2 separate regions of the Homo sapiens genome follow, and region 1 is linked to region 2. The links are chromatin contacts, found by Hi-C or POLR2A ChIA-PET in ENCODE. All regions are on one chromosome and are shown on one strand. Each heading gives the region's core, a stretch centred on a gene start or an enhancer-like site at or near the end of the contact. The rest is flanking DNA. Distances are from core to core; before and after follow the strand shown.

Region 1 (4,200 bases), core at 1,493-3,992, 250 kb before region 2:
CAGCTATCCAATTTATTTCCCAGACTTGACTCCAGGTGACTGTTATTTCCAAAACCTACTCTCAAAAAACTAAGATTTTCATGGTATTAGAGGTGTTTATGAGATATAAATAAGTAAATAAAATTTTATACCAATTAGAATTTTTTAAAAATGTCCTGTAGACTTTAGAGCAGGAGTCCTTACCCATATTTATGACATGGACACATCTTCATGTGTTTGTGAAACCTATGGATAACTTCTCAGAAACATACCTGAAATTAGGCTGGGTGCAGTGACTCACACCTGTAATCCCAGCCCTTTGGGAGGCCGAGGCAGGAGGATTGCTTGAGCTCAGGAGTTCAGGATCAGCCTGGGCAACATGGCTAAACCTCATCTCTATTTAAACTTCTTTTTAAAAGGAAAAAAATATCAAAAAGGAAAAATATCTGAAATTACAGAAAATGAAACATATAAGATTGCGAAAGAAATCAAAATATTAAAATACAGCTATCAAAACATTCTTTTATTTATTTATTTATTGAGACGGAGTCTCGCTTTGTCGCCAAGGCTGGAGTGCAGTGGTGCGATCTCAGCTAGCTGCAACCTCCACCTCCAGGGTTCAAGTGATTCTCCTGCCTCAGCCTACCGAGTAGCTGGGATTACAGGCACCCACCGCCACACGTGGCTAATTTTTGTATTTTTTAGTAGAGGCGGGATTTCACCATGTTGGCCAGGCTGGTCTCGAACTCCTGACCTCAAATGATTCATCCACCTTGGCCTCCTAAAGGGCTGGGATTACAGGTGTGAGGCACCACGCCCAGCCTATTTATTTATTTATTGAGACGGGGTCTCACTCTGTGAGGCCAGAGTGCAGTGGTGCAATCTCAGTTCACTGCAACCTCTGCCTCCCAGGCTCAAGTGACTCTCCCACCTCAGCCTCCCAAGTAGCTGGGACTACAGGCGCATACCACCATACCCAACTAATTTTTTTTTTTTCTGTAGAGGCAGAGTTTCACCATGTTGCCAAGGCTAGAAAACATTTTAAAGACCAAATTTATGATAATAACATATAAGGTTGTTTATTAATGCGTTAAATAAGATTTGATGGTAGGAGCACAAACTGCTACAATTGTTGAAGTAGTGAGACATGTAGTGATCTGCAATCACTAATGTAATAGCACTGTACCTATAATTTATAGAGGTGGCAAAGTCACAGGTACTGTTTATACTACTGTGGGTTGTTGCCTATATTCATAATTGAAAAAGATGTTAAATTTCAATTAGAAGTTAGTGAAAATAGGCCGGGCGCAGTGGCTCACGCCTGTAATCCTAGCACTTTGGGAGGCCAAGGCAGGCGGATCATGAGGTCTAGGAGTTCAAGACCAGCCTGGCCAATATGGTGACGCCCATCTCTACTAAAAATACAAAAATTCAACGGGCGTGGTGGCTCGCACCTGTAGTCCCAGCTACTAGAGAGGCTGAGGCAGGAGAATCTCTTGAACCCAGGAGGTGGAGGTTGCAGTAAGCCGAGATGGTGCCACTGCACTCCAGCCTGGGTGACAGAATGAGACTCCGTCTCAAAAAAAAAAAAAAAAGAAGTTAGTGAAAATAAAGATGTAATTATTTCTCTGATGAAACTCACACATCCTTATTTCTATCCATGGATAGAGCTCTTGCTCTAGTGGCAATTTCCAAAAAAAAACCTCCCAAAAGTATTTTGAGCAATGAGTAGAATAATTGTATAGCCTCCCAAGGTGATCTCCTTGGAACAGGAAGATTGTTTTATTTTAATTATTCAACAAATATTTGTTCAGTACCTGCCATGTCTCATGTGGGCTTCATCCCTGCTATGATGGAGTTCACAGTTTAGTGCAGAAGAATGTAGATGTTCTTTTTTTGTTGAAAATTAAATCTATCAACTTAGGCTTCTATTCTGAAGGCTTTGTTTTATAAGTTTGTTCTTGTTAGAATTGGCTCCTAGACTTCTATGGCCTAAGTTCGTTTTATTGTTTTTCTTGTCTGATTTAAATTATGAAAACTCCCATTCTAAAGTCTTTTTTTAAAAATGTCAGACATATTATTCTTATAATTATTACAGGGAGAAAGTGAGAGTTTTTAAAGAGTGTCGTTATTAGCAGCCCTTCCTAGTGCCCTAAAATCCAACCTCAGAGTATTCTTGGCCTTCAGTTACAGTCTTTGGCTATCGTGATGCTCACCGTCTATCTACTCAGTTTAGGAAATTCCAAAACAAAGACAATGAATTAATTTACTAAGCTTTCTGATGTATAAGATTGTTTTTCAAATAAAAATGAAAGAAAATGGCTTTCATTACTGTACTTGTAACACCATCTAGTTTTTAAAACTAGATCTACTTTTAAAGTACATATTAATTCCAATTTTTTATCTAAGGGAGACCCTCTATCACTTTTGTTGGGGGTGATCATATATGATTAGAGGATTAAGTATGTTAATTTTTAAATGTCAACCAGAGCCAAGCTGCTGGAAATTCTAGATCCTTCAAAGCATCTGGAATTGTTTACTGACCTCTCAGCCAGCAGACACCTGCTATAATTCTTAACCCTCCCCCTCCACCACCCCACCCCGAACCGCCAACCAAGACGGGGAACAAACCAAGCACCCAGCCACATCAACATTTCTCTCTGTGTGCCTTTCAGTGTTGTCTAGAGACACTCTAAAAGTACAGTTCTGAAACATGAAACCTGCTAAGCACTAAAGCAGATTTCTGGTTCAGAAAACACAAAAGTGGTTTTGAAAAAAAAAAAATGTTCTGAGAAGCTGATAGGACTTGTAAGCCTTTAACTGAAATTGTGGTGGCACAGGTTCAAGGCGCAGAATTACTCATCAACACAAGACACTGTTCCAAAGCAACCCTACTATGCACCCAACAGTTAGAACATACATTTTGTCTTATCAGCAATCTAAAATCAGATCCCAAGTCAACCAAAACTTAACATTTCCCCTCAAAACATTCTGGAGAGCTTATATTTTTAACTGAATATGTGTTCCTCCTCACTCTTTGAGCCAATCAATACTTTTTGATTTTCAGAAGAGTAGAATTCTCCCGTCACCAGGGCCATCTGGGTGTTTGTTGCAACATGCCTGATAGTGACTGCTAGATTGTCAGCTCCTAGATGCTTCGAAGGCTCAGTTTATCCCTCAGTGAAACTCCAGGAAGTAACTGGTTGGAAAGGTCTCCATAACTTGGACACAGATGGCTGTCTTATCCAACAGACTCTGATTTTATATTCCCTATGAGTCCAAGTGATCTTTGATAAGCTGCAATTCACTAATTAATTCTTCCAGTAAGCATTTCTTGAACACTTACTGTGTGCTCAGTGCAGGGAGCATACCATGCTGAATATGCCACAGCATCTGCCTTTATGTGCATCACAGCTTAATCGTGATTTCTGTCACTGCTTAGTACAGATACCAATTGCTAAGCCTGATGTTTGCCCCTTAACTGGTCACCAGAATTTTAACATAAGACAACTACAATTTCTGCGGGCCCAACAGAAGTTGAAGAAAGAAGAAGAAGAAAGGAGAAGGAAGCAGTTGTAGGAAAATGTTCCTAAATAAAGTGTGCAATACCAACCGCTGCCTTTGAGCTGCTTTTGAAAGCTTTGGTTTTCACATTATTAACTCTAAGAGGATTTATTCTTATTTCTCATCAGCCCAAATGAAAAAAAGAAAAAGAAAAAAAAGCGGCAGGAAATTTCCCTTTACTTGACTGAGTGTTCACAGCCCATTTATATTGCACAAGTATTTAGAAAAGTAATGAAGTAATTTGGGTCTTGATTTGGAGCCATTCAGAGGATCACCAGTTATTTTCAAGATGTTCTCAAGTTTTGTGGTGACGGTGAACTGGGTGGGAGAATATGTATTATGTATGTGTATATATCTTATAAAAATAAATGTTTGCCAACTGCACTTTCAGGAGGACCCTTGAGGCAATGCCAAATGAAACAAAAATATAGGGTACCAATCCTTACACTAGTAAGAACCATCATTTTAGAAAGTAAGACAACCTTGAATCCAGCTACAATTACAAAGAAAGGAATTTTTTAGCATCTGAGCTCATTCCCAAAATGAAATTCTACCACCATGATGTGTGGAAAGAACATTTTTTTCTCCAGAGTCAGAGAAACAAGTATTGAACCCTAGCTCTACCATGGACTCAGTCAATGGCCTTAGGCAAATTAC
Region 2 (3,897 bases), core at 274-2,773:
ACCCCAGCAGGCTGTGTGTATATTTAGGAGTCTTGTTCTTGTAAGCCACAGTTGACGGATCCTTTTCCCAAACAGGGTCCTTATGAGACACTCCAGGGGCTAGTCCTAGCAGCAAGGCCAGGTAAGTTGTCAACCTGAAAAGGTAACTCTGAGAAGGACAACTGAGGCATGGAGGAAATGTGAAGCCACAGAAGGAGCAGAGGCCGGGGCAAGAAGCACAGAGCCTGGAGATTGACCCCACCTAACCCTAGGGCTCTGAGTTTCTCCTTCCAGCCTTCCCCTGCTCACCGCCTGGAAGCATACCCAGCCAGTCCTGGCTGAAAGTCCCTGCTGGAGCCTTGGAGATGTAACTAGACTCTTCTAGCAGCCAATGTTGGCGCTCCACCCAGACCCACTCAGCTTCCTTCTTACTGTGTGCTTGTGTTTTGCTTGGCTGGGATGACTATGAGATGTCACTCACACTCTAGATAGAGTCCCCTGCAAGATCCAGTGGGAACCCCCCTCCCTGGGGCTTTTATCTCAGATTGTACCTGTTACAGGTTGAATTGTATCCCCCCAAAGTATATACCCAGTGCCACACAATGTGACTGTATTTGGAAATAGGCCATTGCAGATGTAATTAGTTAAGACAGTGGGCCCTTTATAAGAAAAGAGGAATCTGGGCATGGAAACAGAGACACACAAGAAGCTAGCCATGTGAAGACTGAAGCAGAGATTGGATTTATGGGAGTTACTGGAGCTACCACAAGCCAAGGAATACCTGGGGCCACTACAAGCTGGAAGGGGTAAGGAAGGATTCTCCCCTAGAGACTTTAGGGAGCATGGCCAACCAGCACCTTGATGTGGGACTTCTGGCCTCCAGGACCATGAGACAATAAAGTTCTGTTGTTTGAAGCCCCCCAGTCTGCAGTGCTTCGTTTTGGCAGCCCTGAAAGCCCACCTTCATCTCAGCCTCTGCCCTGTCCTGGCCTGCTTCTGCAGCTTCCTCATCTCCCTGGAGGCACTTTTTTAAAAAATGATTGCCCACAAATCCTGGCCTGAAGAAGCCAGTGTTGGTGTCTAAACCCACACTCCTTCTCACCAACACTGGAGCTCTGAGGAGCAGGGAGATCCGGGTCTAAAGCGCCAAGTGCACTGCAGAGACTGCGGAGACCACAGGGGCGTGGCGCCGGCCCCAGGAAACCATGAGTCAACCTTGAAAGGGGAAAGCCTGGCCACACCAAGGGGCGCCAAAAGGGGAATTTCCAAGTCATCACTCTACTCAATATAAACGAATCGCCGGGTCCTTCCATCATTCAACAAGAGCTTTCTGAGCAATTACTCCAAACATCCCCAGGTGTGGTGGGAAACACAGATCCTTCCTTGAAGAAGCAGGGAGGGGCTTTGACTGTGAAAGCCATTGATTTCTTGTGATCTGCATGAAGACAGTCACCCGGGGCTCACGTGCTGGTGCTGCTTCTCCTTTGCCAACCGTCCTGGCCCATCCTGAGCTCTGCCCCAACTTGGGCCCATCTTCCTCCTCTGGCCTTATGACACAGTGGCCGGGCTTTCCGATGCCCTGCCTGGGACCACGCCACCGCTGCCTGCTGTCTCGGGTCTCACAAAACCCAGGGCGTGCTGAGCAGAAGGAACCTCATTCCAAGCCCTTATTCCAAGAGGGGAACGTGGAGGCCCGCACAGGTCAATAACCAGTTCAGTGTCACACAGCATCTGTGACCGGAATTCAAGTCACTTTATGAATAACACATCTAAGGTTGTGGGATATGGTACAAGTTGGGAATCCTGCAGATCCGAGCTGGAATCATCCCACTCCAGAGACCTTGGGCACATTACTAAGCTTGCCTGAATCCCTTTGCCGTCTATAAAATAGATCTCACAGCATCTACATCATGAGTCATGTCAAGGCTAAAATGGGAAAACCTATGTTATCTTAGCACAATTCCTGACACATACTAGTAGACAATGTATGATAACTATTACTTAATGATAGTTATACTTACAAAAATTATCTTATTATTCTCTAGTTATTATTCTCATTCTCCAGTTGCCTCCACTTTAGTAAGCAAAATTCTGTAGAATATTACTTTCTTTTGTTTGTTTTTGAGACAGGGTCTCGCTCTGTCACTCAGGCTGGAGTGCAGTGGTACAATCTCGGCTCACTGCAGCCTCAACCTCTTTGGCTCAAGCGATTCTTCCCCCTCAGCCTCTCAAGTAGCTGGGACTACAGGCACATGCCACCAGGCCTGGCTAATTTTTGTATTTTTTTTTTTTTTTTTTTTGTAGAAACAAGGTTTCACTATGTTGCCTGGACTTGTCTTGAACTCCTGAACTCAGCGATCCACCCGTCTTGGCCTCAAAGTGCTGGGATTACAGGCGTGAGCCATCGTGCACATCCAGAACATTATTTTCTTTTATGTCTGGGACTAGCATCTGTAAAGTTTCTCTGTAAAGAGCCAGATAGCAAATATTTTAGATTTTAGGTTTTGTGGGCTAGGTCGTCTCTGTCATAACTATTCAACTTAGCCACCGTTGCACAAAAGAAGCCATAAATAATATGTGAGCAAATATGTGTGGTTGTGTTAGAGTGAAACTTCATTTACAATAACAAGTGTCCAACCAGATTTAACCTGCAAGCTGCAGTGTGCCAATACCTGATCTAGGACCCTTATAATTGATGATCACACAGTCGTATCTGACACAAAGCCAAAAAAAACCTAAGTGAATTTAGCATAACTTTAAAGTGTATTTTATAATATTTTTAAAGTCGATAATCTGTGTCTAACAGAAATTTGATCAATCAGAAATTTTATTAAGAATGACAATAAGCCAGGAGCAGTGGCTCACGCCTGTAATCCCAGCACTTAGGGAGGCTGAGGCAGGTGGATCACCTGAGGTCAGGAGTTCGAGACCAGCCTGACCAACATGGAGAAACCCCGTCGCTACTAAAAATACAAAATGAGCCTGGTGTGGTGGCACATGCCTGTAATCCCAGCTACTCAGGAGGCTGAGGCAGGATAATTGCTTGAACCTAGGAGGTGGAGGTTGTGGTGAGCTGAGATCACACCATTGCACTCCAGCCTGGGCAACAAGAGCGAAACTCCATCTCAAAAATTAATAATAATAATAATAATAATAATAATAATAATAATAATGACAATAGTAATAATTAGCACCAGACAAAGCATTTTACATACATGATCTCATTTAATCTTCACTACAGCTCTGTGAGGTAGGTATTATTATATAATAGCTCCATTTTACGAGTAGCTAATCTTCAGAGAAGTTAGGTAACTTGCCCAAGGTTAATGGTATCTTGTGGAAGAGCAAAGATTTGAACCCGGGGCTGCTGGACTCCAAAGCCCATGCTTTTATACCCTATTCTTTACCACCTCCCATCCTGGGGCCACACTGGGAAACTGAGGTTACTATTTAACAGCACCTCTATTAATAAAGAATGTGTGCCCCAATGACACGTGCATTTGTCAGGAACTTCATCACTAGGGTGTTGGACAGGCGGGAACTAGGATGTCAGGAAATGAGGACTACAGGGAGTACTATTAAATGCTAACTAAAATAATATCAAGTGTAGCTCAAAATACAAAAATATAAATATCTAGGAATTATAAAATGAGGGTTTAAGGAGAAGAGATGGAAGGCAGCACAGGCAGAGAATTCTAGAACTGGTTGTGTAAATGTCTGAACCAGTCTAGGTGTAAGCAAATAGAGAAAGGTGGTGAATTGGAGAGAACATTCCTGACTATGATATGTTTCCACAAATAGTTACTGCACACCTGCTCTATGCCAACTGCTCTATGCTATTTTAAGTGTTGGGAATTAGGTTAAAAAAAAGAAAGGAAAACAGACAAAAAATCACTGCCTTCATGGCATTTACATCCT

Evidence for each region. A loop is a pair of places that touch in the nucleus more often than their neighbours do. ChIA-PET counts read pairs that join two places held with the same protein, here RNA polymerase II (POLR2A). Pooled maps may share reads with other maps.
Region 1: a pooled map shows a loop between it and region 2 (2.4-fold over the local background). The contact joins two enhancer-like sites. A Hi-C loop is called at or near these places in 2 of 37 single-sample maps with no recorded cell type and 3 of 50 pooled maps. POLR2A ChIA-PET finds 5 or more read pairs at or near these places in 4 of 52 experiments (CD8-positive, alpha-beta memory T cell, GM10248, OCI-LY7 and 1 more).

The regions. Positions count from the first base shown.
Region 1 is chr5:56,147,218-56,151,417 of GRCh38, reverse strand. The region is part of intron 6 of ANKRD55 (ankyrin repeat domain 55); the gene reads left to right. Among named protein-coding and RNA genes, the nearest start is that of ANKRD55, 84 kb to the left of the region's middle. RefSeq lists a cis regulatory region at 2,448-2,948. Within about 2 kb of position 2,742, at least 4 of the 41 ENCODE cell types and tissues checked have a DNase peak (open chromatin) inside an H3K27ac peak, as active enhancers do.
Region 2 is chr5:55,900,842-55,904,738 of GRCh38, reverse strand. The region is part of intron 8 of IL31RA (interleukin 31 receptor A); the gene reads right to left. Among named protein-coding and RNA genes, the nearest start is that of IL31RA, 51 kb to the right of the region's middle. RefSeq lists enhancers at 837-1,336, 898-1,547, 1,337-1,838. Within about 2 kb of position 1,523, at least 2 of the 41 ENCODE cell types and tissues checked have a DNase peak (open chromatin) inside an H3K27ac peak, as active enhancers do.